Regions from separate parts of the Homo sapiens genome. Here regions 2, 3, 4, 5 and 6 are each linked to region 1. Evidence: chromatin loops called from intact Hi-C (ENCODE). Cell type or tissue: heart left ventricle. All regions are shown on one strand. Links, peaks and the distances in the headings refer to the core of each region. The heading gives the core; the rest is flanking DNA. Region 1 holds the start of MYO1B (myosin IB). Region 2 overlaps MYO1B (myosin IB). Region 3 overlaps MYO1B (myosin IB). Region 4 overlaps MYO1B (myosin IB). Region 5 has its middle 180 kb from the start of NABP1. Region 6 overlaps MYO1B (myosin IB).

Region 1 (5,307 bases), core at 839-4,838:
GAGTAGCTGGGACTACAGGAGCGTGCCACCACGCCTGGCTAATTTTTGTATTTTTAGTAGAGATGGGATTTCACCATATTGGCCAGGCTGGTCTCGAACTCCTGACGTCATGATCCGCCTGCCACAGCCTCCCAAAGTGCTGGGATTACAGGTGTGAGCCACTGCGCCCAGCCTATTATCTATTCTTGACAATTGTGGGAATAACTTTAATCTGCTTTTTATAATTTCAAAAGTTGTTGATTGATTGGTTTTTGAAAAAAATGGCCAGGAAGGTAAAAGTGTTTTAAAACCTGTATGTCCTCAGAAACTTGGGTTTTGAGATTTATGAAAACTAGGTAAACAGTATTTTTAAAAGAGAAGCATGATTTTTCTCTAGAAATATTTTTGGCTAATAACTTGGTTCATTTTCTTAGTGTTTATTAGGATAAGTTCTACAGTTTCTATTATTTTCTTTTTTGAACTTGCTAAAATCATGGAGAAAGTCTTAATTGTCCTCACTATGCGAGGTCCTTCTAGAGGCCGAACTGTTCTGACATAACTGTGTCCTATCCCTTTCTTGAGTCAGGAGTTTCAAAACTTTACTTCTAGTAGCTAGCTATTTTGATAGACCTACTCAGCACATAGTTGTCTCAAACCTACTTTTTCTAAAATCTGGCCACCTTCCAAGATCAAAAGTTTATAGAATTCCCCCACTCTTCAATTTGTATACATCTTATATTCATGAACCTGCCATCTGCATTTCTGCTATTTTTGAAAAGCTGAACTGGACAGTAGAGGTCAGAAGTTCCATGAACTGCCAAACTGCTATAAGCAGTCACTTGGGAACCTAAACTCAGACAAGCAAAATGGAGAAGTGAGTCTAACACACGTCACCAGGTAGCAGGTTCATATGTTGCCTATTGTGAAGGCTGGGATCTCCAGGGTTTTCATTATGCTAGGTTATCAAGGTCTGAGGTAGTGTGCTTGATAGTGAAGACTATAGAGTCAGACTATCTGGGTTCAAATTCCAGCTCTGTCACTGTTCTAGGTGTCTATTGCTATGTAACAACCACCCAGATGACAATCTTTTATTATTATCACTTACGTTTCCGGGGCCTGATTTGGCTCAGCTAGGTTTTCTCTCTAGGTCTCTCAGGCAGCGTGGTCAGTGACTGTGGCTGGAGTTCTTTCAAAAGCTCGCCAACTCACATGCTTGATATAAGTTGTACTGGCAGTAGACCAGGTCCTCAGCTGGCACCATCAGCCCAAACACCTACACATGGCCTTCCCTGTGGCTTGAGCTTCCTCACAATATGGCAGCTGGGTTCCAAGGGTGAGTGTCCCAAGGGAGAGCCAGGTGAAAACTTCATCTCCTTTTATGACCTAGGTTTGGAAGTCACATAGCATCACATCTGCTGTATTCTATTTGTTACAATCAAATCACTAAGTCCAGACCATATTCAAAAGGAGGGCAATTAATATCCACTCTCTAATGGGAGTCTTCAAACCACCATAGCCATGTATTCCCTGAAGACCTCTCTGTCCTTGGCTTTGCTGGTCTGTAAAACAAGGATAATGAGAGAAACTTACCTCAGAGCTTTTTGTGAGGATTAAACAAAGAACAGTCCCTGGTACCCAGTATGTGTTAGTTTCGCCCATTATCACACCACTTGTACATCTGAAGTGATGCTGATGGTGACATCAATGATGAGACAGTTCCCAGCAGATATAGTCTGTGAAGGTCCCACCTTTCCAAACTCTACTAGTGGCATTTAACAAATCCCAGCGCCTGTGGTTCTTATGCCAGTGGGAACAGTTACTATATATGGTCTGAATTCTTTGGTTCACCTCACTTTAGTGACAGTTTCCAGATACAGGTCAGTCCATTTAAACCTGGCCCATTTATGGCAATTTATTTCATTATAGGATAAAGTAGTTAGAACCATGAGTAATAATTACTGTGTCTACAGTGCTTTTAACACCTCAGCCAAGTAATCCTCATCTCACCCAGTGAGTAAGTTTGAATGCGCACCCTTCCCTGTGCGAGGATGAAGAAACCAGGACCTGGGTCAAGAGGATTGTTCTAAATTCTCCAATGAGGCAATAGGGCTTGAGTGAGAAGGTGTGTGTGTGTGTGTAGGGGGGGTGTCCTGATTCTCTGGCCCCTACATGCCTGTATAATATACCCCATCACTGATCATTACTCAGGACCTGTTAATACACTCTATTCAAATACGTATGGGTATTTGAAATTTCTTTTAAACTACCTCTCATGTATTTATAACACAAAGAATTGGCCAGTGTCTATTTCCCACAATGTGAGATTAAGTAATTTAAAAGATACTAAAAGTCTTGTAAATGAAGACACACCACACCACTCAGTATAATTTTTTTCTTTTTCTGTGAAACTAATATTTTCTGATATTCTCGGCATCCAAAAATTTTCATCTTGGGGAGGAGGAAAAATTGAGACTTACTCCCACTGTTTGCCGGAATGTGACCCCAGGCTGGCTTCGAGTTGTCAAATGTTGTATTTCTCATTTTATGTCAGTGAGTCTGGAAGCAAAAAAGGTAGAAAGACTGCCTTCCGTGGGGGCCGCGACGATCGCCCCTCCTTCCCTCAAGCCTCGTCCCATCCAGGCTCGCCCCGGGTGCGGAGGGTCGGGCCGCAAACCCGCAAGGCGCGGAGGCCGCCGCGACGCTCACCGGGGGGCGCTGTGAAGCCGGCACCGGGCGGACAGAGGTGAGTCGGCTCGGAGGCGGTGGCTCCCGTTCCTGCCCGCGCGCCGAGGGGCGAATCCCAGGCAGCGAGGTCGCCGCCCCCGCCCCTCGGCCGGCCCCTCCGCCAGCGGGCGAGAGGGGAGTGGCCGGGCTCCTCCCGCCGCCGCTGAGCACTCCGCAGCTGGGTGCGCACGGGAGCCTCAACCGCGGCGCGTGGAGGCAGTACCAGAGCGCGCGGCGCGCAGTCGGCCGGCAGCCGCGGGACAGCCTTGGCAGAACAGCCGCGGCGGGAGCCCCGCAGCCCCGGGCTGGGCCCGCGTCCCGGAGCGCCACCGGAGAGCGAGGACGACGTGGAGGCGGAGTGGCGCCCGGCGAGGTAGCGCCAGGCGAGGTAGCGCGAGCGCTTTCTCTCTCTCTCCCCTGCCCTTCCCTCTGCGTCCGTCGTCGGCCCCCGAGGCGCCTGCTCCGCGCCTTTGTGCCCGCGGTCCCTGGCCCCGTCGCACCCTGCGGGCGGGGGTCAGCGGGCTCTGCCGCTCTCTTGGGAGACGCGGCGCTGCGGCGGGAACGGCGCACGCTGTAGGTTGCGGAGGGTGGTCGTGACTCCGCAGTGGCTTCGGGGGTGGCGGGAGGGAAGAAGGGCTTGTAAACTAAGTTGCTCTTACTTTGCCCCATGCCTCTCGTACCTGTGGGCAGAGTCGAATCTCGGCTGTCCTCGTGTTCACCCACAGCCCCTCCATTCCTCTGGCCCACAGCTGTTTCCTGGCCCCCTGGAAAGACACGGTGTGGCTTCCTCCGGGCAGGAAAGCGGAGGGAGAACAATGGGGCGTCCTGGGGAGTGGGGTTCAGGTGCGGTGTGCCCCGGCGGCGGCGGGGGAGGAGGGGCCCGGGACGCTGTGGGCCTCCCTGCGCGTGCAGCTGCGCTCGCCTCCTTTGTTCCGCCGCAGCGGAGGGGGTTGCCCTGGGTCTCGTTTCCTGCCCGGGATGGGATTGATTCACGGTCCCAGAGAGGGAAGGGGAAGGGGGCGGGGCTGGAATGGAAACCAGATTAGAGACGGGAGCTACGAAGGGTGGTGGGGCCGGGAAGAGAGTTGGGGAGAGGGTTGGGAGAGGGTGATGAGAGCGCGCTGGAGAGGTAACTACAAACACACAACATTTTGTTCAAGGGCCATGTGAGTTTCTAGAGCTTATTTGTAGTGCTTTGTTCAGGCTTCGGCCCAGCGTTTATTGCTGCAACAAGTTGTGTGCTTCTTGAGTTTCTAGGCGTTCCCAATGTTAGATTGCTCAAAGCAAATCTTCTTAGTTACAGTGAAAGAAGCCCCCCCCCCTTTTTTTTTGAGATTTGAAAAAATTTTGCTATGAACTATGGTATTGGTGTGTATGTGTGTGCCTCTGGGTCTGTGTGTGTAGCTAGTGGATATTGGCTGGAATGGGTAGGAGACAAATTTTATAGAATCAATTTTGACGTAAAATTGTTTTATAGTATAATATAGTACAACAGTTTTCCAGGACTGTTTGAGGGCAGAAACCACCAGAAAATTAGACATTGCTATAAATAAATGAATCAGACTATGTAACACAATTGAAAAACCCTTTTACAGTCTGTCCCAGGAAACACACCACACACACCAGCGTTTGGGGTTTGAACTGAGGAGCCCTGGCATTGAAGTGTTCTGTGCTTTCACTCTCTGTGTGAGGATCGTTTAGAGGTGGTAGAATTAAATGTAATGTGTCAGACATTTGTTAAGTGACCTTTCCTAGATTGGAATCGAGACTCGCCAAAGGATTGGCTGACCTAGGGAGGGAGCTATGGGGGATTGAATGATGTGTGTTTTTTGAATGGGGTATTCCAAGCAAAACTGTTTTGGGAGGAGGCTGACATTTCCAGGCATTCATGGTTTGTGCCTGTGGGACACTGGTGGGAGGATTCCCAAAGTCGGACTGAAGGTTAGCATTACTGTGGTGATAATTTAGGAGACATTCTGTTGTAGTAGTCTGGCTGCAGACAGGGCTGGGAAGTGGCCCAGAGCTGCCTCTTTGACAAGCTGAGGGTCCGCCATTAAACCACCCCTTTGGCCATTTATTTTGAGATGAACCAAGTTTGAAAGCCTCTTAACCTTAGAAGGCTAATTAGGAGCTTGCTGTGGGGGAAAAAAATATCTCCTGCCCACTAAGTGGTAATGGAAAAGAGCTGTATAAGCTACTGCTGAGGGTTTGTCTTTTTCGTGGGGGATGTGGTCAAATTTTCAGGCCAGGCTGAAAAGCACTGGGAGTTGTCCTCAGGAGCCATTATGATGTGAAGTTGAAATGGGATGGTGTCCAACTGTCAAGCTGTTTGTCATTAGAACTAACACACTGCCTGGCAAAACGTTGTGCTAGGGCAGCTAACAGAGGGAGACTTTTTGTTGTTGTTGTCTTACCATTTTGGACTTTTCACTTATGCTGTGAATTGTTTTATAAAATACAACACGATTGAATTCCTCTCAAGTACTCATTGTTCTATACATTAACAAAATGTAAAGCATCTGAACATTGCTGCTACTGGAGATGTGGACAGATAGCAGAATCCTAAGTGGCTGGTCTCTGGTCTCTGGCCTCTGGCCGTTCTGG
Region 2 (5,307 bases), core at 734-4,733, 140 kb after region 1:
AATAAATGTTTGCCTTTTAGTAAGACTCTTCAAGACATAAAACAAACAAACTTTTATCCTTAACTAAGTTTAGCATTAACAAGATAAGTCACTGACAATATATTCACATGTGTTATTTATGAGTTTGAGTTTAAAATTTCCTCTGATCACTGCATCACTGGTGATTAGAAATTCCTAGCTGACTTCCAGGAAAGAATGTAGTTAGATGCTGCAGCATAAGTATCATTTTTAAGTTTTCCTAAGTAAGACCAAAGTTGATTTTTAAAGATCAACTTTCAGAAGACTCTGTGACTTTTTCACTTCTATCATGTATGGAGGGATTTGAAGGCCAGTGGCTCTGCCTGTTCACAAGGAGCAGTGAGCTTTGGCTGCACCATTACATGTGGGCTCTCCTTCCTCATTAGACCAGGACTGGCCACCATTGTGGGAGAAGAGTCCAGTTTACCAGTGGTGGAGTCATACTATCCCTCGCTCCCACTGCCACCATCTTTGGGCGATAAAGAAAAATAGAGGTGAAAACAAGTTTTAGTGTCAGATCTACTTCTTCCTGGACGATGTGGTTCTTGATAAATTTATTCATTTGGTGCTCTCAGGATGTACAGCAATACATTAAGCCCTGCAGATTGTTCAGAAATGATTTAGGCATAAAGCTTCTGTCAACAAATTCATAAGAGATTAATATGAAGGAGAGGCTGCTGAGACTTCTAAGAGTGATCAAGGGTATGGGCCTTCTACAGAGAGAGAGATTGTTTCTTGTCAGGGAGATGCTTTAATCTTTGGGTCTCCATTTGGTAGGAACTTCATTTGTTCATACAGTCAGCCAATACATATTGAGAACTTGCTAGGTGTGAGGTGCTGTGTAAGGGGTAGGAATACAGTGAACAAGAGAGCATGGTCAGCCCTCACCCATAAGAATGTACAGTCTAGTGAGGCAGATGTATATGAAACTAATCTGTACATGTGTATACTTACACATACACACATGTTCGTATAACATGATTTACAAAAAGGGTTAGGATGCAAGAGTCAGAGTGAGGGATCTGTCCCTGGATGGGGACAATAAGGGGTCAGTTCAGGGGGACTTCCTTGAGCTCTGAAGTTTCACCTGAGAATGGGAGATTCAGAACTTGGTGACAGAGATTGTGGAGCTCACTGTGTCTTTGCTGATCCTTCAGCAAAGGAAGTGAGATTGTTTCTAGCTTTTCTGTTTGGGGTGCTTCTCTGTCAACTAAAAGTCTTCATCCTTCAAATATTGCATCATTTGTGTATACTTCATTCATTCACTTACTCATGACCCACTCCTCGAGTGCCTGCAATGGGCAAGCGTCTGTCCTAGGAGCCGTGTGCTGGGCCACAGTTAAATCTGAGAGATCATGTGTGGCATTTCTCATGGATTGAGATGTCTGAGTGTCATTGTTTTGAGAGAGCTAGTGGCATGGTTTATAAAGCTGTTTTTCATTTTCTCCATACAGGACAACAGCTTTGAGCAGTTCATTATTAATTATTGTAACGAAAAGCTGCAACAAATCTTCATTGAACTTACTCTTAAAGAAGAGCAGGAGGAGTATATACGGGAGGTAATGTTGAAATGCTATTTTTAAAAGTGTTGGTCCTTTTTTACTCGTAATATAAATTCTAATTCAGAAGATAGCCTAAACAAGAAGCCATATTCAAAAGGCTACATACTGTATGATTCCATCTGTCATTCTAGAAGAGGCAAAGCTATAGAGACTGATTACCTATAAGAAGCTATAGAGTCAGGGATTGCCAGGAGATAGGAGTTGTGAGAGGGTTGTGGCTGCAAAGAGAATTTTGGGGACTGATAATGGTGGTGGTTGCTTGACATTATACATTTGCCAAAACTTAGAGAACTGTATACCAAAAAAGTCAGCATCACTGTAAGTAGATTTGAAAATATTTTGAGACTTTGTTCAATATCAAAAAGTATTGAGTATTCAAATTTATAGTAAAAATAGGTAACAGTTACTGAGTCCTTACTACATAGCAGGTATTATATTAAGTGCTATGTATAGATTATCTCATTTAATATAATCTTAAAATAACCAGAAGTAGTGTTTGCAGAGTCTTTTCATCATTAATTTAAAAATATATATTTGCTTTTCACCCTTTTATTTTTTAAAATAGCCAGTCTTTTTTCAAGTGTAAAATTAGTTATTTCAAAAAATAAAAAGGAATTGTTATGTTTATATTTTTATTTCCTTTTTTGTTTATTTGCCTTAATATTTTAGTAATGATATTACCTGTTTTCCTTTATTTTCTTAGTATCATTTTAAGCCATTAAGGACACTGAATTCTCTTTTATCTTTCTTTCCATATAGATTTTTCTAATGTGATTGTTATCCCCAGTGGCTTAGTAAAACAACCCATTTACTCAAAAGCTAAATCATAAATATTTCATCTTTATTTTAGAGTACTCATTATGCTTCAGAAATGTTTTATACTTGTCTGGCACCTTTTAGTAACATAAATATTCTAAAAGCACGATTCATTCTTTTCCTGTCTTCTCATCATGAAGAGAATGCCCAAACTTTGATGGGTAACTTAAAACAGTTTATACAGATTGTTTAAAACACTTCTAAGAATATATAGGAAGATTGCTAGCTTGCTGTAATGAATAGAAGACAAATAAATGTTTACATTTATGGACAGAATGTTAAGTAGACACAGAAAGATTACATTTGGCTTTATGGATTTGGCTTTGTAGCCAGTGTTAGAACCAGTGGATAGATTTTCATGTCTTTCCTTATGTTGAAAATACTTTGTGGTAGCGCTGGCCTGTTTTTTTTAACACTTGAAAGAGTTAACTTCCCTACAACACAAGATTGACTCTAAAATTAATTTTTTTCCTTATGATTACAGATTCAGAACAGAAGAATCTAGGCTTTAAATTCTTGGGATCAAGTTCTAACTTATTTCCTTATAAACATTGTAAACATACACAACGTAATATTGACCCAAGGGCCTGTTGAGTAAATATTTGGCCCAGGGCCAGTGAAGTGCATGGGAAATTGCTGCAGATGGGAGAGTGGAATGGAAGGCAGTCTCAGAACAGGTCAAGGGTGTTTGCTTCAATCAGATTATGTCAGTGGTAGGCAGCTGCATTGAGAAAGTTTTGGGAACTGCCTGTGACATTTGCAGTACCCATTCTATAAAGAAAATAAATTCAGAGAGGAAGGGAAATATGATAAGATGGTCAAAGTCTGTTTTATGGATGGTAGTGTCGTGGCTTCATCTTGTGTCATTGGATTTTGTTCTGTTTTGTCTTTTAGGATATAGAATGGACTCACATTGACTACTTCAATAATGCTATCATTTGTGACCTAATAGAAAATGTGAGTACTTAGGTACAGTTTTCTAAAGAATGTTTTAGTCCTATAATTCACCCTTATAAATGTTCTCAGTGCCTCAATGTTAAGCATTAGTATTTTCACTGTTTTTTATATATATATATATATATATATATACACACACACATATATATGTGTATATATATATATATACACGTACACACACACACACACACACACACACACACACATATATATATATGTTAAGGAACTGCAGAGTTCTAGAGATTTTATTGTAGCCCTAAGAGATCATACACAGTTCTTGAACACATACATAGACAGCTGGATGTTTTGATACTTAGCCAGGATCCCCAGTGGCCATATCACAACACCCTTTTATGACCTTCAGACACCAGGCCTTAAAGGTACCAGCCTTTCTTGTATGGTTGGAGCCCAGGTCTATTCCATGACTCCTGGGCATGTGAGTACTGATCAGAGTAGGCTCTGAGCAGCCATCCAGTTTTTTGCCAAATCAAAATATCCATTTCATTCCCAAAACTCTAATGACCTCTTAACATACTATTCACCGGGTATTATATTAAGTTTAAGTGACATAAAGGGACAACCTCTGGAGCTGAATTAAGTGGGACCCCAGAAGTGGCTTAAGTGCAGCTGTAGCATTGATTCAGATCATACATGCAGAGGGCATTGCATGTGTGACTGCAGGTGGCCAGGGACCTGGAATTTTTCGGATGACCCAAGTATGTGCATATGCAAAAAGGCTTAAAGTGTGAAAAATTATTGGATAATTTCGAGTAAGCTTTCTGAGTCCAAGATTTTTGTTTTTAGATCATATTCCGTAGTTTATTGTAAATGAATTAAATGTAGGAAGACTGATTTTGTGTGTGGAAAACAGGAAACTAATTTATGCTTAGGATTACTAATACCTGACTTTGAATAAGTAATTTGAAACAGTGTATAAGCCTTATTATCCTGCAGTCTTTTTAGCAAGACCAGTTTAGTGAGATGAGTGCTGTGTTTCAGGAATACAGTCACATGCTCTGAATGAATATTAAATCATTTTCTACTCATCTTTTACAAAGCTTTTTGGGAAATATGTAATTAGCCAGTATTTTTTTTCCTCAGTATTCAAGATATTCCTAAAAGTTGTTTCTCTGATTAAATTAAACAATATTCTAAGGCATCACTATTTTTCAATAAGAAATAAACTGTGTTTCAAAAAATCTGAACAATATTGAATGGGAACACTAATATTCCACATAAGCAATTCAGATCTCTGATTTTGGCTCTGAAAAGTGAATTTCCTGAAAATTTTCCTGGTACATTTTGTGAAGGAGGTAATTTGCTATGGGAATCTTAATTTTCAGAATTTCTGATTAGTATGTTTTCTTTGATAAATATAACCTTGCATTTAATTATTCTCTTTTAAGAAGAGGAGAAAAAGAACAGTGGTAATACACTTAATTTAACTAGATTATCTCAGCCAAAAATCCCCTTGCTATATGATTGAAGAAGCTCATGTTCACATAGGAACCTGGGTATATAAAGGAAATGTTTCCTTCCAGCATCATTAAACAATAATGTTTGTTCTGGGGATGTTATGAACACACTTGATTCCTGAGAGTCCACGCTTCCCCAGGGTTTTGTGTGGAATGAATAAATGCTGGTCAGAGGATGTCGTGGCCTTGTTAGCAGAAGGGGAGAGGAACAGAGGACTTTGCCTGGGTGGAAGTAGGTGGGGTTGATGGTCAGTGGAGTGGATTGTTTTTGGAATTAAGACTTATGACCCCATAGGGGCAGTCCATGGAGTAGCAGTCTTTATTTAGCAAAGTAGAAGCTTCCTGACTTCTGATTCAGTTTAGGGCTGACTACTCTTGGAATAAAAATGACCACAGGGTCTAGATATGCAACAAATAAATTTTCACTTATGTTTAACATCCATTTAGAAATTCCACATGAATTTCTAAAATCTAAATCT
Region 3 (5,307 bases), core at 841-4,840, 120 kb after region 1:
GCCTCTGACTTTATAAGCTTATTTTAGTCACCTTACATCACTAAAGAAAACTTTCCACATTTTCTTAACCTTTGGCATAAAAGAATTTGGCTAGAGATCCTCAGCTATTCGGCTCCTTAGTCAACTGTTTTTTTTTTTATTTTTAATGTAGTACTCAGAGTATCTGGTTCTACTGATCTATTGCCTGGGAGGTTTTGATTGCTGTGAGAAGTGATTTGTTTTATTAGCCTTTCCACATAGCTTCAATTCCTGGGCCCCAGCATCATCTTTATTGCCCCATGCCTCCTTTTCCCAAGGCATTTAGACCTTTCTCTAGATAGGAGGACTAATACTGAAATAATAGAAACTCAAGACAAGAGTTTTTCAGCTTCTCCGACATACTCTCTCCTTGGCTTCTGATGTCCTCTGAAATCTGATCCCACACAGCTTACCTCAGTTTATTCCTTGCTAGTTCTCTGTTACCTGCTGCCTCTGCTCCGACCTGCCTATCACCCCCCATGTCATGCTCATTCTTTCTGCCCATCTAAATGCTCTACCTGATTGTGCCCTATCCTAGGAGACTTCTTTGATCAAATAGGCCTCCTGAGACACCCCGCACCCCCATCAGAACCTGTTTTTTTTGCAGTTTGGCACCTGTCCTCTGCTTGTTTCCTCTGTGTTAGTTTGATCTCCTTAGCTCCACTCTAAGCTCCTGGAGGGCAGGCCCCATGTCTGTGCATCTCTGAGTCTCCACCTTGCTTTGTCACTTGCCGTCCTAGACCATGCCTGTTACTGGCCATGTCTGCAGCACATTCCACCTGGGCTTTTCCTCTCTGAGTTTCATGCAGCTGCAGAAGTGCATGGTCTTTTCATAGTGTGCTTTGAAACTGAGATGGTGAATTAGTGCACTTTGAGTCTTCCCTCGTTTCTACACCCCATATTAGTGGTCCTTAAGTGGGAATAGACATTCCTTCCCTTACTGCTTTATAGGATAATGTTGTGGAGATTTGGTGGCATGAATCAGGCTCAGGAAGTCAGGGGTGGCACATTGGCAGCCAGGTGGCAAATTGGCAGCTCCTAGGGCCAGGTAAAGCTCAATATTTTTAGTTGACTAAAGGGTAGTATTTTCTTTGGTTTTGTTTGTTTGCTCTTTAAGTTTTGAATTTGAGTGCCTTTAGCCTGGAATGCATCCTCTAACCCCAATAGAGAGAGCCATCATTTCCTGTTCATTTCTATCACACAGTCCCTGGAAACATTTGAGTTTGAGACCCCTGGAATAAATATTGTTGAAGAAACCAAAGAAGATTAATATTGGCTGTGAATACACTTTAAAAAATATAAAGCAATTTATCAGAATAAATTGTCACTATTAGTTCAGTTGTTTATTGAAATAGTGGCTTGTTGAAAGTAGATAGCATGTAACTAAAAAAGCTGGACGACATTAAGATGAAAAAGGGCTCATTTACAAAAACATGGTGTTTTGAAATTATGTGGTGTTTTGAGATAACTTGAATTTATAAGAAGAAAAAGGAAAGGATTTGGAAATTATATAGCCTCATGAGGTAGTAGTAGACGAAAAGGATACTTCAGAAATCAATATAAGTACATCTATAGACTAACTGTGTGCTAGGCATTATTCTAAGCACTTAAATTACCTATTTTAAGAAAGCAAAAACTAGAAGAAAGGGTATTGGGGAAAGATGCATCTAAATTATATTTTGATTTCTCTGTTTTAGCATTTGACATGCATTTTCTACTATGGAAGCATTCCCTCCCTTGTTTGTTTATTTGTTTGTTGCCAACTCTTAGGTATATTCTCTAACCCTAATTGGAGTAGGGAGGGAGGTTTGGGATTAGCATGGAAATGTCAGATGAAGGGAAAAGGTGTTATCTTCAGCTGTGTTATGTTGCCAGGGAAGTGAATCTGTTATTAAAGTTGTTACATTTTATTTAGGAAGAAATGTAGAGAAAGTATTCCCACATAATCTAACAAGTTGTGCTCTTTGTAAAATAAAAATGTACTGGTTAATTTTAACAGTAATACCCCAATTTTTACTTAGAAGCAGCAAAATACACACATACGGCCAGCATGTTGAAAATAGCAACAAAACCTCAAGCTTTTTCTCTCCCAAGGCCAGTTCCTTGTTAGGCTGCTGACACCCAACCTCCAGGCCTCCCCAGGATGCTGGTATTAAACATCTCATTAGTACTTACTTACTGTATGCTCTGGGCACTCGGTGCATTTAAGGGTGTTTAGATTCTTCTGTCCAAACCTGACTTTCTTCGGCCTTTGGATTCTAAGAGTCATAGAGATGCATATGTCTTCTGCCTCTTTGTCAAGTAGTTCTGAATAACTTTAAAAGTAGATAAGCACGTAAGAAGGGGTTTATGTTCATTCTATAACTTAAAAGAACTCATTGTGGAAGTTTTTTTAAATACTCAAGTGATTAGTGTGGCCAGGCATGGTGGCTCATGCCTCTCTAATCCCAGCACTTTGGGAGGCTGAGGTGGGTGGATCACCTGAGGCCAGGAGTTTGAGACCAGTCTGGCTAACAAGGCAAAACCCTGTCTGTACAAAAAATACAAAAATTAGCCACGCGTGGTGGCACACACGTGTAGTCCCAGTCACTCGGGAGGCTGAGGCACGAAAATCCCTTGAACCCAAGAGGCAGAGGTTGCAGTGAGCTGAGATTGTGCTACTGCACTCCAGCCTGGGCAACAGAGTGAGATTCTGTCTCCAAAAAAATTTAAAAATAAAAAAAGATTGAGTGAAGAAAAAAAATTTGCAGATTCCATCAGTCAAAGCCATTTTCATATATCTCCTTTGAATTTCCATTTCTGTGTATAAGGGTTTTAAAAAATAGTTATCATATTAAGTAGACAGTTGTTTAATTTTCACATTACGCGAGCATTTCCATTTCATTACCTGATTTTCATAACCATCACTCTCTGATGACTATGTAACATTACTCTCAGTGCATGTTTCTCTTACTACCCCCTATTGTTGGATGTCTAAATTGCGTCTGATTTTTCTCTGTTCCATAAAATTGAAATAAATATCTTTGTGGTGAAAGTTTTTGCAGTATTTAAAATTAGTTTCCTGGTTTGTGAAAAAGTGTAACTGTGTATAAACAATTTGCCTAATTCTCTTAAAGGTTTGATTGTTTATGATACAAGAAAACTGGTTCTGCAAAGATGTGAAATAAAAGAGCTTCAAATATTTTTTAAAAGTATCTTTATGATTTTATTAAAAGTAAGCATTGTGGAATTGTGGGTGTTAAGTTTTGTTTGTTTGTTTTTTAATAGGCTTATTATGCCCGTGATGCTCTGGCTAAAAACCTCTACAGCAGGTTGTTTTCATGGTTGGTAAATCGAATCAATGAAAGCATTAAGGTACTGAATTTCTATGAGCAAAATCAGTTGTAATAAATGGTATTCACAGTATAAACATTAAGTTGAAGAAAGTTTAAATTTATAATCAAATAATTGATTGCCACTTACAAAGATTATTCCTTAAAAAGAGTGTACCATGTATAAGATTGAAATTTGTCAGGGATTTTGTTTATTTTGTTTTGCCATGTGTGTTGCTTCTGACTGGTGAATAGTCTGATGGTCTTTGTGGAGTTACTCTGGGAGTCGGCGTCCCAGGTTTTGGCCTGGCTCACCTGGTAACTAGTGGTACACACTTTGCTGAAAAGGTCACTTTACTTCACTAGGTCATGATCTAATCATTACTAAAATGAGAGTGTTGGACTAGGTGATTTTGAAAGGCACCACTAATGCCTTCTTTAAATATATCACCTATTATTAAAATTTCTAAAAGAGTTCTATACCAATGCCTCATCTCATACATTTTTTAAAAAACAACTAAATTAGTTATTTTCTTACTTAAGAAACATAATTAATTTGTAATATATATCTATGTTCCTTGGATGCTTGTAGTGTTATATTTCATGCCTTAATTAACCCTTTAATTTGAAACTTTTTAAAGGCACAAACAAAAGTGAGAAAGAAGGTCATGGGTGTTCTGGACATTTATGGCTTTGAGATTTTCGAGGTAAGATTTAAAATTTTTTTTGTATTGTCTTTAGTAGAGTGGAATGGTTGGAAATTAAATCCTGTATTATGTAGACATTATAAGTAACTGTAACTTTGAATCTACAAATAATCCTTGTGTAGATGTAACACACTATCACTTTGAATCTGCCAACAAATCTTTGTGTAGATGTAACAAAATTTGGTTGTGTATTCCTGCATGTGTGCCTGAGTGTGTGTGTGTGTGTGTGTGTGTGGTGTGCGTATGCTGAGAGCCAGCATTTTGGAGACAGTACTGCTTAAAAAGAACTCGTATTAGTACCTGACTTTTGAAATTGCGTATTTAAATTTCTAACCGTGAGGCTTCCAACAAGCTACAATGAGTATGTCTGTGGCCATTTGTGTGTTGTTAGAAAGTGTGGCAGGTTGGTGCCATAAAGAAAGCCACAGGAGGGCTGGACATAGGTTCTGGCCTTGCCAGGGCTGGTCATTTCATCTGTGAGACTCAGAGAAAGAGGATTTGGATTAGGTGATGTGTTGAGTCTCATTACTGTGATCTTATGATAATGAATTCTGCTGCAGAGGTTGAAATAATTTCTGCTGAAGCTCATGGTGAATTTTTTAAAATGATTCTATGCTTGTTACAGATTAAATATTTAAACCATTTGTGCTTGGTTAAGCAACACATATACCTAAAATTAGAATGATATAGAGAAGATGAGCATGGCCCCTGAAAAAAGTGATTTGGAAAATAAACATTATCTACTTATGTTAGAATTTCCTTTTTGCCCCCTTGCTAACTTTGACATTTAGAAGGAGTTTTAAGGATCTATTAAAACATTTATTCTCACTTTTAGGAGTGGTATTTTAGTTTGGTTCACGGAAATAAGAAGTAGATCGGGCTCCTCCTTTCTTAATTCTCCTCCACAAGTAAGATTTGTGAATTTCTTTAAGGAACCAGGCTCTGCCCAGAATGTTCCCAAAGAATTTACATGTTCTAAAAAATTAGGGTCACAGAATCTCAGAAAAAAAACATCAGATCATTCCTTTCACCTAAACCAGACCTTGCTAGCACATGCCTTTTTCTTAGTATGTTTTCCCTCAATCATATTCTATATTTAATAGCTAATGGTAAGTACTAATTGAGGGCCGACTGTATGTAAGCACTGTGGTAAGTGGTGTGTGTATGGTCTGATTTACTTTTCAAAACAGCCTCATGAAGTAGCTGTTATTATTATGAATTCCATTTTACAGATGAGAAAGTAAAGCTCCTCAGGTCAACTAACTCCCCAG
Region 4 (5,307 bases), core at 560-4,559, 99 kb after region 1:
AACAACAGAAACTTATTTTCTCAAACCTCTAGAGGCTAGAAGTTCAAGATCAAGCTGTTGTCCAGGTAGATTTTATTCTGAGGCCTCTTTTCTTGGCTTGTAGGTGGCTGCCATCTTGCTGTATGCTCACTTGACCTTTTCACTGTGCTTGAGTGGGGAGAGGTGAGAGCAAGCTCTCTGGAATCTCTTCTCATAAGACCACCAGTTCCATCTTGAGGGCCTCACCCGTCATGACCACATCTCACCTTGATTCCTTCCCACAAGCCCCACCTCCTAATACTAGCTTTTTGAGGGTTAGGGCTTCAACATATGAATTTTGCAGGGAGATAAGCATTCAGCCCATAACATCATCAGAAAACAAAACCAGAAATGAGTTTCCTTAATGCCATGGAGAATGGCATACAACATCAGTATGAACTACCTTGGCATTGGAAACAGTATATCAAAGTCTTTCCCTACTGATGGCAAGCTATTAAACTGCTTTATGGCTGGGCACAGTGGCTCACACCTGTAATCCCAGCTCTTTGGGAGGCCAAGGCGGGTGGATCACTTGAGGCCAGGAGTTCGAGACCAGCCTTGCCAACGTGATGAAACCCCTTCTCTACTAAAAATACAAAAATTAGCTGGGCGTGGTGGCACATGCCTGTAATCCCAGCTACTTGGGAGGTTGAAACATGAGAATCGCTTGAGTCTGGGAGGTGGAGTTTGCAGTGAGCCAAGGTCACACCACTGCACTCCAGCCTGGGCAACAGAGGAAGACTCTGTCTCAAACAAACAAAGAAAAAAAACTTGTTTTATATTGTAAGCGACAGAGGGAGACTCTGTCTCAAAAAAAAAAATGCTTTATATTGTAAGCATGTCTTTACTGTCACTTAACATATTTGTTATGGTGGAGTAAGGTTTCTCAGCCTCAGCAGTGTTGGACTGCTTACATGTTGCTGTGGAAGGGTGTCCTGTGCATTGTAGGATGGCCTGTCCTGTGCATCTCTGACCTCTGTTAGCTGCCAGTTGCACCCCTGCCCCTAGTTGTTACAGTTGAAAGTATCTCCAGACATTGTCAGATGTCCCCTAGGGAGTCAGAACCACCCTTGATTAGAATCTCTAGGCTAGATAGGTAGTTTGGTGGAAACTTTTGGTTCAAGTCATAGAAGTAAAGTCATGGAAGGATGAGATTCAACACGGATTAAAGCAGAACTGCTTTGGGGTAGTTTTTTCCCAGTATGAAGGGTTAAAACCCTGCCCTGTTGTCGTTTGTACTCAGGCTCAGCCTCTCCTGCCCTTTCAGAGAGGCTCCCGAACACTGAGTATTCACTGTGACCCCAAGACACACTTCCCATGCTTCAGTTTCACCATTACAAGGACACACCATGCATCTGTATCCCCAGTTAGTAGCATAAGAGAGAAATGAAGGCAAATCATCTATTATGCTGTTTTTGATCTTTCCTCCATTGCAATATCTTAATAACGAAGCTATTATGGAAAGCGATATCTCTCAATTTTATTGTTCCAATATTTGACTTTTTGTTTATTGTCTTTTGCTTTTAAGTTGGGGTGCTATACATTTGCTGTATTTCTGCATATGTTTATTTTAAGAGTGCTGTGATGTAAAGGAGAAATGCTGAGGAATGCTGTAGCCTGCATCTGTGACTGGAATCTGGCTCTTTATTCAGTGGTATTTGGAACTAGGCTCCAGTGCAGGAAATAGAAGAAATGTCTACTGTGGGCATGCATTATCTTTTATGGGAATGCTTTACTTTTTAGCTGGAGCTGCTACTGTAAATGAACATTTAGAACAATGAACTTTAAAAAAACCAATTGAGGAATGTGTCTCAAGTGTTCTATAATGGAACACTTGCTTTTTATTCTGTGGCTCACAATAAAAGGCTTTAGTGTTTAGGGTTGTGTTTAGTAATGTGCAACTCAGATTTGTTTGATGAAAAGATGGTTTATGGCTTGCAAATAGCACCCTGAATAAAGTTTCTTTGAAGCAATTCCTTCACTTGCCCCTGACCTTCAAGCCACAATAAACTGTCCTTTATGCATCAACATCTCTAGTCGGACTTGGGGCTGTGCAAGTTAGCTAACTTGGCAGCCCTGCATGTTCACACCCACCACAAAAGACTAGCCTGTGAAAACACAAGAAATGTCATCGTCTTCATGATAACTAGGTCAATACACACCATTATCAAGGTTACATTCATGAAAGCCTTTTAACTGGTGGTGGACATGAGATAAGAATGGGAACCTCTCCAGCAAGCATCCTTTTTTGAATATTTTTAGGTGCAAATTTCTTCATTCTGTATAGCATTTCAGCTCATCTTCTGTTGAAGACAGAATTTGCTGCCAGGGACCTACCAAACCATACTCAGCCCAAGCAGCATCTCTAAGGCAAAGAACTTTGCCTGTGTTGACTTTGTAAATGTTGTCTTAACCAAGCTTGGGCAACTATCTTTTTAAGAATCAAAAACACAGCCGGGCGTGGTGGCTCACGCCTGTAATCCCAGCACTTTGGGAGGCCGAGGGGGGTGGATCACGAGGTCAGGAGATCGAGACCATCCCGGCTAAAACGGTGAAACCCCGTCTCTACTAAAAATACAAAAAATTAGCCGGGCGTAGTGGCGGGCGCCTGTAGTCCCAGCTACTTGGGAGGCTGAGGCAGGAGAATGGCGTGAACCCGGGAGGCGGAGCTTGCAGTGAGCCGAGATCCCGCCGCTGCACTCCAGCCTGGGCGACAGAGCGAGACTCCGTCTCAAAAAAAAAAAAAAAAAAAAAAGAATCAAAAACACGAAAAAGCCACTCCACACAAAATATAATGCATCAAGTGTGGCTGCTGAATTACCGGAGTTAACATAGGTAAGCACACACCCTCTCTCCTTGATCAGAGACTTCTGACTGCTTTCAAAAGTCAGACCAGATTTTAGCCCGTAGTTCTCATTTGAACACTCAGTAGTCTAATCTGCTCCCTGTTTAATTTGAAGAAGTTATGGAGACCTCTAGAGATTTGATGCCTAGCCTCTGATTCCAGAAGTTTATTTCTGTTCACCACATTATTCATTCTAGCTGCCGTGTGGCCCCTGGATCCCAGTAACAGACTGGGCAGGTGGGAGGCTTGGTAGAAACGGAGGATCTCATGCCTCTTCCCAGACCCATTGAACCTGAGTCTGCACTTTATCCTCATGTAGTTAGTTTGCACATTAAAGTTTGAAATGGTAAAGATGGGCGGGGTGGGGCTTCCAGAGTGTCAAACAGGGATCGCCTCTACTTATACAACTTATGTTTAGGCTACTTAATCTTCTACTACCATGGCCCAGGTTAACTTGCTCCTATCTTATGCACAGGCTTGGTGAAACAATCCTTTTACCCTATGACTCCGTGCTGTTCCCTGTGTTAAACAAGAGCACTGTGTGTCTGGACCAGCGTCAACCATGGGGTTCTTAAACGCTCTCATTTAAAAGGGAGTCCTGTGAGGGATTTGTCTCCAGGAAACAGCTAAGATTGGAACATTTGTATTTTGCATTATGGGCCAAATTGTTTTTCTTTGTTGTCTGGAAAGTTTCACCTAGGTCTGATGTGCATAAACTGATGAAACCATGTAGCACTTGTAGCCTATTGGAAATGACTGTTGTTTCCAAATCTCTTATTCTTCCTGTATTCCAGAGCTATATAATTAATAATATTTAAATAGCTTTATTTTAAAATTAATTAAACAATTTAAAGGTTCACATGCCATTCCCCATGATCTGGAAACTTCAAGTTCCATAAAGCCTTTGATAATAAGTAATCTCTGAAATAACCTTATTCAGTGATGATAATCCTAGAAGAGCATGAAGCTTTGCTTCCTGGTCACTCAATTGACTACTCTCTAGAAGTGTTAAAAGGTGTTGAATTAGGTAAGATTAAGTTTACAGTAATACTTGAAAAAATTCCATGAGTCATAGGAATGATTCTCTTTTTCTATGAACTTGTAAGACATGGAAGCTTTAGCAACTTACTAAGACTTCTGTTAAGTATATTTCTATGGAAGTTTTGGACAGAAATATCATTGCTACAAGTTGTATTTTCCAGAAATCATAGATTTCAAATACTGTATTTGCTTTATCTTTCTGCTTGAGATTATTATTATTTTTTTAACCATACATCTGTTTCTTTCCTACTAGCTTTTGGAAATGCCAAAACTGTAAGGAATGACAACTCCTCTAGATTTGTAAGTATTTGTATAAGCATAAGTGTTAACACTAATATTTAGCTCATGTATGTTTAAACAACCAGTAGATGTTTAATATTTCTTAATACACACATTTTTAAAATAAGAGGAACATCATCTCTATTGAAACACAAAGTTCTATAAGGACTCTTGATTTCTGGAATTTTCCTTTTGAATTCTTTTTGGAGTAACAAGCAATTTTTATCATGTTTTCTTGACATCTTCTATCATAAAATCCCATAAGCAATTTAAATGAGGCTATTTAGAGTAACACTTTGCTTATCTGAGTTTGGTATTTAGAAATCAAGAATCAGAAATTAAGAGAAAGATAAACTGGGTCTCAAGTTTAGGGTTAGGGTGCACCGTAACCCTTGTCCCTTATTCAGTGGGTCCAGAAAGGATGGGATGTATTTTAAAATTAATAGAGGTAAAGTCCATAGGCTTGGCAACAAAAGCAAGCATGTGGGGTGAGCGTGGGGCTGTAGAGTAGAACTGAATAATAAAAACCAAATCTATTTGGTGTTTTGAGCTTGATTGAGTTGGAAAATGCTACTTCTCCCTACAGGGTCCATCTTTCCAGCCTCATCCCCCACTACTCCCTGGCCTGTGCCTTGCATGTTGACGCAGTGGGCTCCTCCAGGCGGGCCATGCTCTTGGGTGCCTCTACCCTTTACAGAGACACAGCTGCCTGGATGCAGCTGCAGGAAATATTGAGTCTGATGGTGGTGTTTTGAAATTGATGTATACATTTTTATAATAAAAGATCATTTGTTTAATGAACCGTCTTCTCACATACCTTACTGATTGCCACCAGGGACAATTTTGATGATCTTTTATGCCTCCTTATGTGAGACCCTTCCTGACCTTTCTCCACCTTCTTCTTTTAGATCCCGTTTGGCTCTTTCCTCCTTAAGGTTATTTTGTGCTTAAGGCAGGACAGTGACTTCAAGGGAGATAGTTTTGATAGTTTAGAAAATGGCAGGCTAAATAAGGTTCCTAATTCCAAGGCTGTGAATTTTTTCCATCAGATTAGCCCCTTAAGTTGTTATAACTGATTTGATCTGTGCCTTTTCCTGTTGTGGTAACATGGCTAATCTCATTAC
Region 5 (5,307 bases), core at 612-4,611, 260 kb after region 1:
GAGGGACCCGGTGGGGGATAATTAAATCACGAGGGCGGGTCTTCCCTGTGCTGTTCTCATGATAGTGAGTGAGTCTCATGAGATCTGATGGTTTTTAAAAGCGGAAGTTTCCCTGCATAAGCTCTCTTTGCCTGCTGTCTCCATGTAAGATGTGATGTGCTCCTCCTTGCCTTCCACCATGATTGTGAGGCCTCCCTGGCCATGTGGAGCTGTAAGTCCAATAAACCTCTTTCTTTTGTAAATTGCCCAGTCTCAGGTATGTCTTTATCAGCAGCGTGAAAATGGACTAATACATTCCCCATTCCTCCCTCTTTCCAGACCCTGGCAACAACCATTCTACTTTCTGTCTGTATGAATTCAACTACTCTGCATATCTTGAATAAGTGGAATCATACTATATTTGCCCTTTTGTGACTGTTTTATTCACTTAGCATAATATCCTCAAAGTTCATCCACGTTGTATCATGTGTTAGAATTTCCTTCCTTCTTAAGGCTGAATAATATAACATTGAATGTATATGTACAAACAGATTTTGTTTATCCATTTATCTGTTGACAGACACTGCTTCTTCCTTTTGGGTGACATAATTTCACATTTTGTGTGACAAAATTAAACAATTCAAATAAAAATAAAGTAAAATGACAGGAAAATTATAGAGGCAAAAATAAAATGTGTGTCGCATATGTGAATGTGGTGTGTTGAGTTTTTCACAGTTGAGGAGGAGTCTCCTTGTCCCTCACATGGCATGGTGGCATGGACCATTCACGCCAGCAGGCTGTATCCCCTGTCAGAGGCAGGGCTGGCTGTGGGTGGCAGCTGCACTCTGCTACCTGGGCTTCTGCATCTGCTCCTCCTTGAGCCGCTGCTCCCACAACATGCGATGTTCTGGCTTAAGCCGAACAGCTTCCTTCTTCGTTCTTGTTGAAACTGGCAGAAACCAAGAAAGAAAGCAGTCTCAGGCAATTGGCAAGTAGTAAGTATTGGGACTAAGAAGTATTTGGAGCCCTTGTGCTGGCAAGCCAATTGCATTGAGGCAGCCCCAGTCCCACTCAATTCTTGCTCACATTCCCCATGCCTTTTGGCATCATGCCTCATCACTACTGCTCCCCTAAGTGCTTCCAGATGCCCTCCATCAGGGGCTTCTCAGACTGAGAGCATTAGACTGCTGCCTCGCTACCAACGCTACTCAGAACCACAGTGTATTATATAAGACAGAGAAAAGCAGAGCTGCCCTGTGGGGTTAAGGGGCGGGGGCAGAGTAGATATGAGGCTGGGTATCCAAACCCCAGTGCAGCTCCAGGGAAGCCCCATTTGAAAATAGCTGCATAAGGCTAGTGATTAGAAACCCCAGCTCTAAAGCACAGGGAGGAAGAGGAGGATTGTAATCTGGAGAGGGTCAAGCTCTTCTAGGCAAGGCCAACCAGCTATTGTGAGTAAAGTAACTGTGTGTGTGTGTGTGTGTGAGTGAAGCAGGTGATATCGAACTGCTGGAGCTCCCCCTGCATTGCCAGAGCAGTTTTTTTTAGATATGTCCTCCAGACCCTTAGGGCTCCTCAGGGCACAATTTGAAAATCACAGACTTGTCTAGTCTCTTTTAATCCTGATACTCTGCAGACTGTTATCATCCCCACACAACGAAAGGTGAACCTGAGGCCAAAGCCCCACAGGTAGGAAGTGGCTGAGTCAGGAATGCTCCTTCCAAAGACAACTTTATTATCCTTCAGTAGAGACGCATACACTGCAGCAGCTTGAAGTAGGGAGGCTTCTGGAAACTGTGGGGATGAACCAAAAAGGAATCCTTTCCCATGCTGGGGAAGCCCACTCTGGCACAGAAACAAAGCAAATTATAGCTGTTGCGGAAACAGGCCAAACACGGCTGGCTGAGCCAGAAGTGGGGTTATTGCTCATCTCCTGGGATCCCATTGTGTGTAGGTCTCTTGTCCTCCCCACACCAAGCTCCGGGTCTCCTCACCCCCGTGCCAGCTGGGAGGCCCATAGGCTGCCAGGCATCTTGTAGAAACACACCAGAGCAGCCGCAGCTTCAGCTCTTCCCTCCCTGCCTTCCCTCCTGCCCCAGGGTGAAGGAGAGGGGGCTGGCCATGGGAGAGACCAGAAAACGAAGGGGAGAAATGGAAGCTGGTTTCCACAGAAAGAGATGGTTGGTGGGACCCGTGTCATATGTCAAGTTGGAGGAGCAAAGGCCAGTTGGGAGATGGCTGTGGCCTTTGTTGAAAGGTCTGCCTGGGAGCCAAGTTTCAATTTCTGGCTCCCTTTAGACAGGACCGGTTTCTCTAATAGCTCATTGAAAGGTGAGAGAAAAAGGAAAGAGCACACAAACTGACCCCTTTAAAAATATGGCAAAACCTAAAATGTCTTTGGAAATTTCAAGAAGTCCTTGAACAGAATCATAGTTTCTTTTTTTTTTTTCTTTCCCTGAGGAAATTCAGCATGGACCTGTCTCCCTCTTGTGGAATTAATTTTGCCTCTTGGTTGTACAGTGTTTAGTAAAATAAGAGGAAAACTTATGGGGACTTCCTGTTACCTTGTTTCTCCATTGTCTTTCTTTGTGCAAGAAAAGACAGCAGTATTGTAATTATCAAAGAAAAAGCTTTAATTTTCTGAAATGAACAAGCATTTAGAAATAAACTTTTAATCTAACACTTTATAGTAACAAAATTCTGCCTGTAAAATCTAGTGCTTAAAGATTTAGTTTTACTTAATTCTTCAACGTTAGACAGAATATCGTCTCCATTTTATGGTTAAGTGTCAACAAAAAGAGTCAAATTCTGTAAAATATTTGAAGACATTTATTCTGAGTCAAATATGAGTGGCCATGGCCCATGACACAGCCCTCAGGAGGTCCTGAGAACATGTGCCCAAGGTGGTCGGGGTGCAGCTTGGGTTCCATACATTTTTTGGGAGGCAAGAGACTTCAATCAAACACATTTAAGAAATACACTGGTTTGGTCCAGAAAGGCGGAACAACTCAAAGGTGGTGAGGGTTGGGGGGGCGGTCCAGTTTATAGGTAGATTTTAAAATTTTCTGGTTGACAATTGGTTGAGCTTATCTAGACCTGGGATCAACAGAAAGGAAATGTCTGGGTTGTAATAAGAGGTTGTGGAGATCAAAGTTTTATCATGCAGATGAAGCCTCCAGGTAGCCGGCTTCAGAGAGAATGAATTGTAAGTGCTTTTTTTGTTTTTTTGGTTTTTTTTTTGAGATGGAGTCTCGGAGTCTCACTCTGCTGCCCAGGTTGGAGTGCAGTGGCCCGATCTGGGCTCAACGCAACCTCTGCCTCCCAGGTCCTGCCTCAGCCTCCCGAGTAGCTGGGACTACAGGAGAAAGCCACCATGCCCGGCTAATTTTTTTTTGTATTTTTAGTAGAGACGAGGTTTCACTATGTTGGCCAGGTTGGTCTCGAGTGCCTGACCTCATGATCTGCCTGCCTCAGCCTCCCAAAGTGCTGGGATGACAGGTGTGAGCCACCGTGCCTGGCCTGTAAATGCTTCTTATCAGACTTAAGGTCTACATTGATGTCGATGCCAGTGAGCTATAATGAATGCTGTCCAACCCTCACTTCCTGTCCTGGCCTAAACCAGTCTCTCAGGTTAAATTTTAAGAGCACCGTGGCCAAGAAGGAAGTCCATTCAGATGGTTGGGGGGACTTAGAATTTTATTTTTGGTTTACATAAGGAAGGTAAAAGAAGGACCATGACAAAACTAAATTTATTTTTCTTTAGCCAAACTCCAAAGTTCTTTGCAGAATTGTTAGCAACAATGACACAAGACAACAACAGCTTGTTACAAAAGGTAGCTAGTCGGGCATCAGCAGGGCAGGAGAGGGCATCTCCCACTCACCAGGAATGTCAGGTGACCATTGGATGATGGTCAGGCAGTTGTCACAGTACCTCTCTAATATAATAATTGGTTGCAGCCAGCGCCAGGGAGAGGCAGTTTCCCAGTACATAAAAACCCCTGAAACTGGTAATGGGCAGCTTTCAGAAATTGGGCACGTGGTCTCGAGCATGCACGTTAAGAGGCAAAATGGTGGAGTATGACCTTCCCGGCATTCCACTGGAAAAGGGAGGAAAGCCTCAGGTGAGCATGCATACAACTCCAGTAAACACACCACGCGCTCACCTCCTAGGCACCAGTAGGCTACCTCGCATGTGGGTGGCTCACCTTAAGGGAAGAATCAAGGGAAAAAGGGATCACAACACCGGAAGTGAAATGCATATGAAATGCTAGGTTCAAGATCAAATGGGTCAGTTGACCTCCAAGTTGCCACTTGAGTCTCTTCCAAGTGTACTTTCCTTTCTTCTCTAAAGCTTTTCAGTAAACTTCCGCTCCTGCTCTGAAACTTGCTTCAGTCTCTTTTTCTGCCTTATGCCCCTCAGTTGAATTCTTTCTTTTGAGGAGGCAAGAATTGAGGTTGCTACAGACCCATAGGGATTTGCCACCTGTAACTCAGATAACTTCCACCAGTAACAAGCTGATATTTATTAGCATTTGCTTTTCGCAAAGCATTAGGCCAAGCACTTCACCTAAATTATTGATGTGGCTCTGATGAGTGGAGGAACACCAGGGCTCTTGTCTCACATCAAATTAGATAAGACACAAACACACGTGGAGTGGTTTTAAGGAGCGGAGAATTTAATAGGCAAGAAGGAGTAAGAAGGAAGGGAGAAGGAAAAAGCTCCCCTGTACAGAGACAGAGGGAGGGGGACTCCAAAGCCAAGAGAGGGAACCCCACTTGCCACGGAAACCAACCAGGTATATGAAGAGGCTGGAGGAGGCGATGTTTGATTTGCGTAGGGCTCAGGGGGTTGGTTTGACAAGGCATGTCATTCACATAGCCCGTGAAAAAAATGGCCCTCGTACCCTAGCCTTTTAATATGCAAATGCAGGGCACCATGATGTTCTACACATGTGGGGATAGATGGGGGCAGCCATGTTTCCAGGCACATGTGGGGCAAGGGCAAGAAGGCTGCAGGAATCACCATGTTGGGTGGACTCAGTTTCTAACGGCTGGCATTTGCTTATTAAAGGTTGCCAGACTGGCCATGTTGGGTGGACCCAGTTTCTTTTTTTTTTTTTGAGACGGAGTCTCGTTCTTGCCCAGGCTGGAGTTCAGTGGCACGATATCGGCTCACTGCAAGCTCCACCTCCCAGGTTCACGCCATTCTCCTGCCTCAGCCTCCCCAGTAGCTGGGACTACAGGCACCTGCCACGACGCCTGGCTAATTTTTTCTATTTTTTAACAGAGATGGGGTTTCACCATGTTAGCCAGGATGGTCTAGATCTC
Region 6 (5,307 bases), core at 398-4,397, 59 kb after region 1:
GATTTTAGGTGATTTTTCATTACATTTTACCTGTGTTATGGCTGAGAGTTCAATGAAATCAAAATGTACTTGATAGGATACTTGTGGAGTTTATTCAAAATTTCATGCAGTATAATGAGAATTTTTTTCATTTTTTAAAAAAAGCAAAAATATTTTTATGGTGCTCTTCAACTCTTAAGTATTTGTTCAGCTTCGATTTGTTCATGTTGTCTGTATGTCTATTGGAAGGAACTTGCCACCAGAAGAAGAGTGTATTGTGGTACCTGGCAACAAGCCCTCTGGTGGTCATAGCCCAGGAGTGAGCTGAGATGTGTCCTTCTTAAGTTAGGATATAATGTGATGGCCATATTACCTTAGGCATTGCAGTCACAAGGTGAAGCAGTCTTTCCATGTTAGTAAATTACAAACTCAGCAACAAATGTTAAAACTTAGACAAGTGGCTTACAGCTTTGAATAATTTCTGGTTACCCTCATTTAAAAATGGGTAAGCAATTAGTGGGAGCACCTGGTATAGTGCTAATGTCAGTTGTCCAGAAGTGAGCCCTCCGTCTGTGGACTCTTTGACCCCTACTTTTGGGCCAGACTGGTTTTTCAGGATCACATACCGTTGCCCATGAGTGATGTTGCTATAATGCTTGTGTGTTTTGAGTCTTTGTTGATCCTGTTACCATTTTACTCCATTCAAGGTGAACCAAAGTAATTTTATAAAGAACATTTCTGACTATATCTCAAAATGTACCAGTGCTGTGGTTGAGTATACAGAGGTTAGGTTAAGATTCCAGGGCAGAAGACTCACACATTATTTCTTTTATGTAGTCAGTTTTTTTTTTCTGCAACGGAGTTGAAATTCTGTGAATTAAAGCTGTGTTTGAGAGCTCTTATTGCAAGTAGATTCTGAATTCTCCTGTAGAGGTTGCTTGTGCAACTGGATGTGAAAGTGCTTTCTGAAGGGTGTGTGTGCGTGTGTGTGTTGATGTGATGTTGCTGAGGCTGTTGTGTTATTTCTTTCATTTTACTTTTGGAATAGTTGAGCCCTTAAATTGATCCAGTACGTCTCCACAAATAAGTTGCAGAAAAGGGTTTTATGCTTTCCCATCTAGCATTCTTTTTATTTATTACTGTAGAAGAGATATTCATTTACTGAGCAAATATTTATTGAGAGCTTACCCTGTGCCAGGCAGTCTTTCAGGCACTGGGATACAGCAGTGAACAAAACAGATAAAATTCCTGTCTTCATGAGAGAGGCTAAACTCCAGCTTAAGTATTTAGAAGTCAAGATTGTACACACCATTGGTTAGAAGGGAAAAAGGGAAGAGCAGAGGAAGGGAAGCTTTCATGAAAAAAAAAAATTGAATCTTAAAGGATATTCTTATAAAACCCCCTTTGAGCCATATCTAAGGCAGTTTAAGTCAGTAGATGACAGATTGTGGTCTGCAAGGCTTTGCATCTGTCCAGGCCTCAGATCTACGCAAGTAGCTTGTACAGAAGGGGATTAGAGCTTTGTTTGCTCTCCAGTTTAGATGCCTTAAATAAACATCTCGTGTGTAATGACACCATCTTGAAAATAGCTAAAATTACCCTTTTCCTTTTATGCATGACTGTCATGGGTCAAAATAAGCAGAAGGCAGGCACTGTGTTTGTTGTCAGTCTTGGGGGATATTTGTTTGATTCTGGACAACAAGGATTAGAAAACTTCTTGACTTAGGCGAGTTTCATATCAGCAGTGCAATGTCCATGTGGTGGTCAAGCTCTGCTGTTGACTTGAAGCTTCCTGAGGCTGGGTCTGCAGTGGGAAACATCTCTGGGCGTCGCACCTAATTAGCTTCTGTAAATGCTCCACGAACTGAACTTGCTGCCTTTGACTTTCAAAGTTTTCTTCCCAGTATGTTGCTTTTTGTGGCTATTTTCAAAACAGCTTCTTTCAGCCGGGCACGTTGGCTCACGCCTGTAATCGCAGCACTTTGGGAAGCCAAGGTGAGTGGATCACCTGAGGTTGGGAGTTCGAGACTAGCCTGACCAACATGGAGAAACCCTGTCTCTAATAAATATACAAAATTAGCCTGGCGTAGTGGTGCATGCCTGTAGTCCCAGCTACTCGGGGGGCTGAGGCAGGAGAATTGCTTGAACCCAGGAGGCGGAGGTTGCAGTAATCAGAGATCATGCCATTGCACTCCAGCCTGGGCAACAAGAGCAAAACCCCATCTCAAAAAACAACAACAGCAACAACAACAACCCAGTTTCTTTCAGGATATGTACTCTTAGCAGAAAGAGACCTCAGCTAATTTTTCTTCCAGATCATGAAGCTTTTAAAACTCAAGTAGGAAGGTTGATTTGATGCCAGCCTAATGTTTTTATCATGAAAATTGTTATGATATAAGAATACATTTATTAATTGAAAAGTGTTTCTGGTACATCTGGGCAGTTTCAGAATCCTAATTTCTAGACCCTCAATTAGAGTTTATATCCCTTCTCACCAAATGCACATCTCAGACTCGAAAGAGTTTATTGTAAAAATGCTGTTTGTGAAGCCAAGCCTATGTTCACACCGGCATACACGATAATTTCAGTGATACAATCTTAAAGGGAAAAGTTTGGTTCTCAGCAAAACAGCTGCTAACTGCCAAGATGTGGCTGACCTTTGACAGACTCTGAGAAGTTCTGCAACATCCTGGAAAAGATCCATTTCATCTGGAGAAGCAGCACTGAGGCCTTGGCTGCTGAAGGATTAGTATAATTACTTCATCCCTGACAGAGAGAGCCACAGTTGGAACCCACCTGGGAAGCCTTGTCTAGGGAGGTGGGAGGGGTGCTGGCCCCACCCTTTGTTGTTGAAATTGGAATCTTTGCCACAATCTGTTGCTGGGACTGGTGTGGCAGGGTAAGTAGGGCCAAAGGAGCCCTGTGGGGATTTGTCTGAACAGGGGCTGACAAAAGCTGGTCCCCATCCAGCCAGCCCAGGGAAGTTAGCAAAGCCAGGGATAATGAAAGTGTTCAGCAGAGCGAATATGAGGCCCTAGTCGTGAGACTGCGGAACTGAGGGTGGTGATGGGGCCACCACAGGGGTAGAAACTCACGTAGAGGGGAACAGGCCCAGGCGTACCAGCCCCAGGTTCCAGTTCCAGCCTGTCCCAGGGATCCCAGATCCCCAAGTGCAAGTGATTGTTCATTCATCTGATAAACATGATTAAGCATCCACAACATGTTGAGGTGCTGGGAATACAAAGATGAATTTTCCCTTAAGGATTCACAGGCTGGCGTGGGAGACAGACTGATAAATAAATACCGAAGGGAGAAAGCAGCCATAAAAAAGGTGGGGCATGTCCTGGTTTGCCCTGGGTAGCCCTGGTGATTCCTTTTGTAGCAGCATAATTATTAATAGTGCTCTTGGAATTAACAGAAGAGTCTGAGAATGAGCAGTAAGTGGTGTGGTCCCCTGGGAAATGGGGTACAGCCCTGCCTGAGGAGCTAGGAGATGGGATGGAGGACCCTTAGGTGATGAGTTTGCCGCATGGATAAAGAATAGGACTCTAGGCTCAGGAGAGAATTTTCTAGTCAGAGGGAACAGTGTTGACTCAGTCATTCATCATACGTTATTTGGGTGCCCACCGTGAGCCATGTACTAGTGTACCTACTGGGGACACAATGGACAAAAATCTTGGCCTTTTTGTGCTTACATTCTAGCACAGAGAGAGACAAAACACAAGAGACGTTAATAAAACAAATGGCATTTTAAATGGTGACAAGTGCTGTGGAGAAACAACGTGGGGAAGGGGCATCAGGGCTGTGGGGGAGTCACGAGTGGTTTACTGGTTTAAATAGGGTAACCAGGGAGTGCTTTATTGAGATGTTATATTTCAGTATCATCGTCTAGGGGTAAGAGGGAGAGACGTGATGTGTTGAGAGAAGAATGTTCTAGGCAGAGGCAACAGCAGATGCAAAGGTCTGAAGGGGAGACAGACCGAGCTAGAACAGCATGGCACATCAGTGATCTAAGTTCGTGTGGTTTCCTAAGGTTGGAACCTAGGGTGCAAACTGAGGATGGGCAGATGAGGTAGAAGAGGAAGAGCAGACCCAGGTCACAAAGAACTTTTGTGCTAAGGATTTTTAAGCAGGTAGGAGGAGAGAGAATATGAGCCTTGGGATTTGAACTGCTGTGGGTGTACAGAAAAAGAGAAACTCAACGAGAGGTTTAGGTTTAGGGACGTGGTAGGCTTTTGCAGTAAGGGACAAGGACAGAAGGCTCATCTGAGGATGGGAGGGACACTTTAGAGGCAAATCCATAGGATGCAGTGGCTGAACAGAAAAGGTGAAGAGAGAGGGAGAAAGGGGGATCAGAGGGAGAAAGGGGGATCAGAGCCCAGTCACAATTCCTGGCTGGGATGGAGAGGTTCAGAGTCCCAGGCAACCCCTGGAATTGCAATAGCCTGGAGATAGTCTTGGGAAGCAGTAGTGGGTACCTAGAAAAGCATGGCTCCAGGTAATTGACAGCAGATAATTGTATGTTTCTAACATCATTTCTGATACCAGGTGTGTGACATTTTTCCCCCAGCACCAACCAGTTATCTGACACTAACTGGGTGTCCAACAGTTCAGTTTGTTTACTGGAAAGGGGTCCCCCAAGAGAGAGTTCTTGGATCTTGTGCAAGAAATAATTCGAGGTGAATCCACAGAGTAAAGTGAAAGCAAGTTTATTAAGAAAGTAAAGGAATAAAGAATGGTCATTTCATCCCATGAACAGAGCAGCCCTGAGGGCTGCTGGTTGCCCATTTTTATGGTTATTTCTTGATTATATGCTAAACAAGGTGTGGATTTTTCATGTGTTTTCCGGGAAAGGGATGGGCAATTCCTGGAACTGAGGGTTCCTTCTGTTTTTTTTTTTAGACCACGTAGAGTAACTTCCCAACATTGCCATGGCATTTGTAAACTGTCCTGGCGCTGCTGGTAGTGTCTTCTAGCATGCTAAAGCATTATAATTAGTGTATAATGAGCAGTGAGGGTGACCAGAGGGCAGCTTCCTCGCCATCTTGGTTTTGGTGTGTTTTAGCCAGCTTCTTTACCGCAACCTGTTTTATCAGCAAGGTCTTTATAACCTGTATCTTGGGCTGACCTTCTCTCTCACCCTGTGACTAAGAATGCCTAACCTTCTAGGAATGCAGCCCAGTAGATCTCAGCCTTATTTTATCGCGCCCCTATTCAAGATGGAGTTGCTCTGGTTCGAACACCTCCGACAAACTCAGTTCTGACACTAACTACACAGTTAGCACAGACCACACAGGTCAAAGGCTTAGTCCTACAAGAGTGCCCCAC

The links. A loop is a pair of places that touch in the nucleus more often than their neighbours do. Peaks named below come from ENCODE experiments on the same cell type or tissue, not always from the same donor. Only the 100,000 strongest peaks of a DNase experiment are listed, where the experiment ranks them.
Region 2: it touches region 1 in a loop (3-fold over the local background); 28 of 110 quality-filtered maps call a loop at or near these places.
Region 3: it touches region 1 in a loop (4-fold over the local background); 27 of 110 quality-filtered maps call a loop at or near these places.
Region 4: a loop joins it to region 1, with 2.2 times the contacts of the local background. A loop is called at or near these places in 4 of 110 quality-filtered maps.
Region 5: a loop joins it to region 1, with 3 times the contacts of the local background. A loop is called at or near these places in 56 of 110 quality-filtered maps.
Region 6: it touches region 1 in a loop (2.1-fold over the local background); 16 of 110 quality-filtered maps call a loop at or near these places.

Annotation. Positions count from the first base shown.
Region 1 is chr2:191,242,536-191,247,842 of GRCh38, forward strand. It overlaps MYO1B (myosin IB), which reads left to right and starts at 2,869. Exons shown (of 31, transcript NM_001130158.3): 1 at 2,869-3,091. MYO1B-AS1 (MYO1B antisense RNA 1) reads right to left here and starts at 3,640. Exons shown (of 4, transcript NR_186085.1): 1 at 3,384-3,640; 2 at 1,085-1,538. RefSeq lists enhancers at 2,755-3,377, 4,880-5,307 and a silencer at 2,790-3,179. In heart left ventricle, for the core only: a CTCF peak has its summit at 2,690 (motif pointing right); DNase peaks (open chromatin) are centred at 2,836 and 3,666; H3K4me3 peaks cover 2,721 bases; H3K27ac peaks cover 2,494 bases.
Region 2 is chr2:191,379,990-191,385,296 of GRCh38, forward strand. It overlaps MYO1B (myosin IB), which reads left to right. Exons shown (of 31, transcript NM_001130158.3): 14 at 1,473-1,577; 15 at 3,291-3,353. Among named protein-coding and RNA genes, the nearest start is that of MYO1B-AS1, 140 kb to the left of the region's middle. In heart left ventricle, for the core only: no CTCF peak of the experiment used is centred there; no DNase peak of the experiment used is centred there; H3K27ac peaks cover 772 bases.
Region 3 is chr2:191,366,257-191,371,563 of GRCh38, forward strand. It overlaps MYO1B (myosin IB), which reads left to right. Exons shown (of 31, transcript NM_001130158.3): 12 at 3,286-3,372; 13 at 3,971-4,036. It also overlaps the pseudogene RNU6-1045P. Among named protein-coding and RNA genes, the nearest start is that of MYO1B-AS1, 120 kb to the left of the region's middle. In heart left ventricle, for the core only: a CTCF peak has its summit at 2,980; no DNase peak of the experiment used is centred there.
Region 4 is chr2:191,342,079-191,347,385 of GRCh38, forward strand. MYO1B (myosin IB) reads left to right here. Exons shown (of 31, transcript NM_001130158.3): 6 at 4,158-4,204. Among named protein-coding and RNA genes, the nearest start is that of MYO1B-AS1, 99 kb to the left of the region's middle. In heart left ventricle, for the core only: no CTCF peak of the experiment used is centred there; no DNase peak of the experiment used is centred there.
Region 5 is chr2:191,499,287-191,504,593 of GRCh38, forward strand. No RefSeq gene overlaps it. Among named protein-coding and RNA genes, the nearest start is that of NABP1, 180 kb to the right of the region's middle. In heart left ventricle, for the core only: a CTCF peak has its summit at 2,470 (motif pointing left); no DNase peak of the experiment used is centred there; H3K27ac peaks cover 483 bases.
Region 6 is chr2:191,302,366-191,307,672 of GRCh38, forward strand. All of the region lies in intron 3 of MYO1B (myosin IB), which reads left to right. Among named protein-coding and RNA genes, the nearest start is that of MYO1B-AS1, 59 kb to the left of the region's middle. RefSeq lists an enhancer at 1,553-2,471. In heart left ventricle, for the core only: no CTCF peak of the experiment used is centred there; a DNase peak (open chromatin) is centred at 2,896; H3K4me3 peaks cover 612 bases; H3K27ac peaks cover 1,905 bases.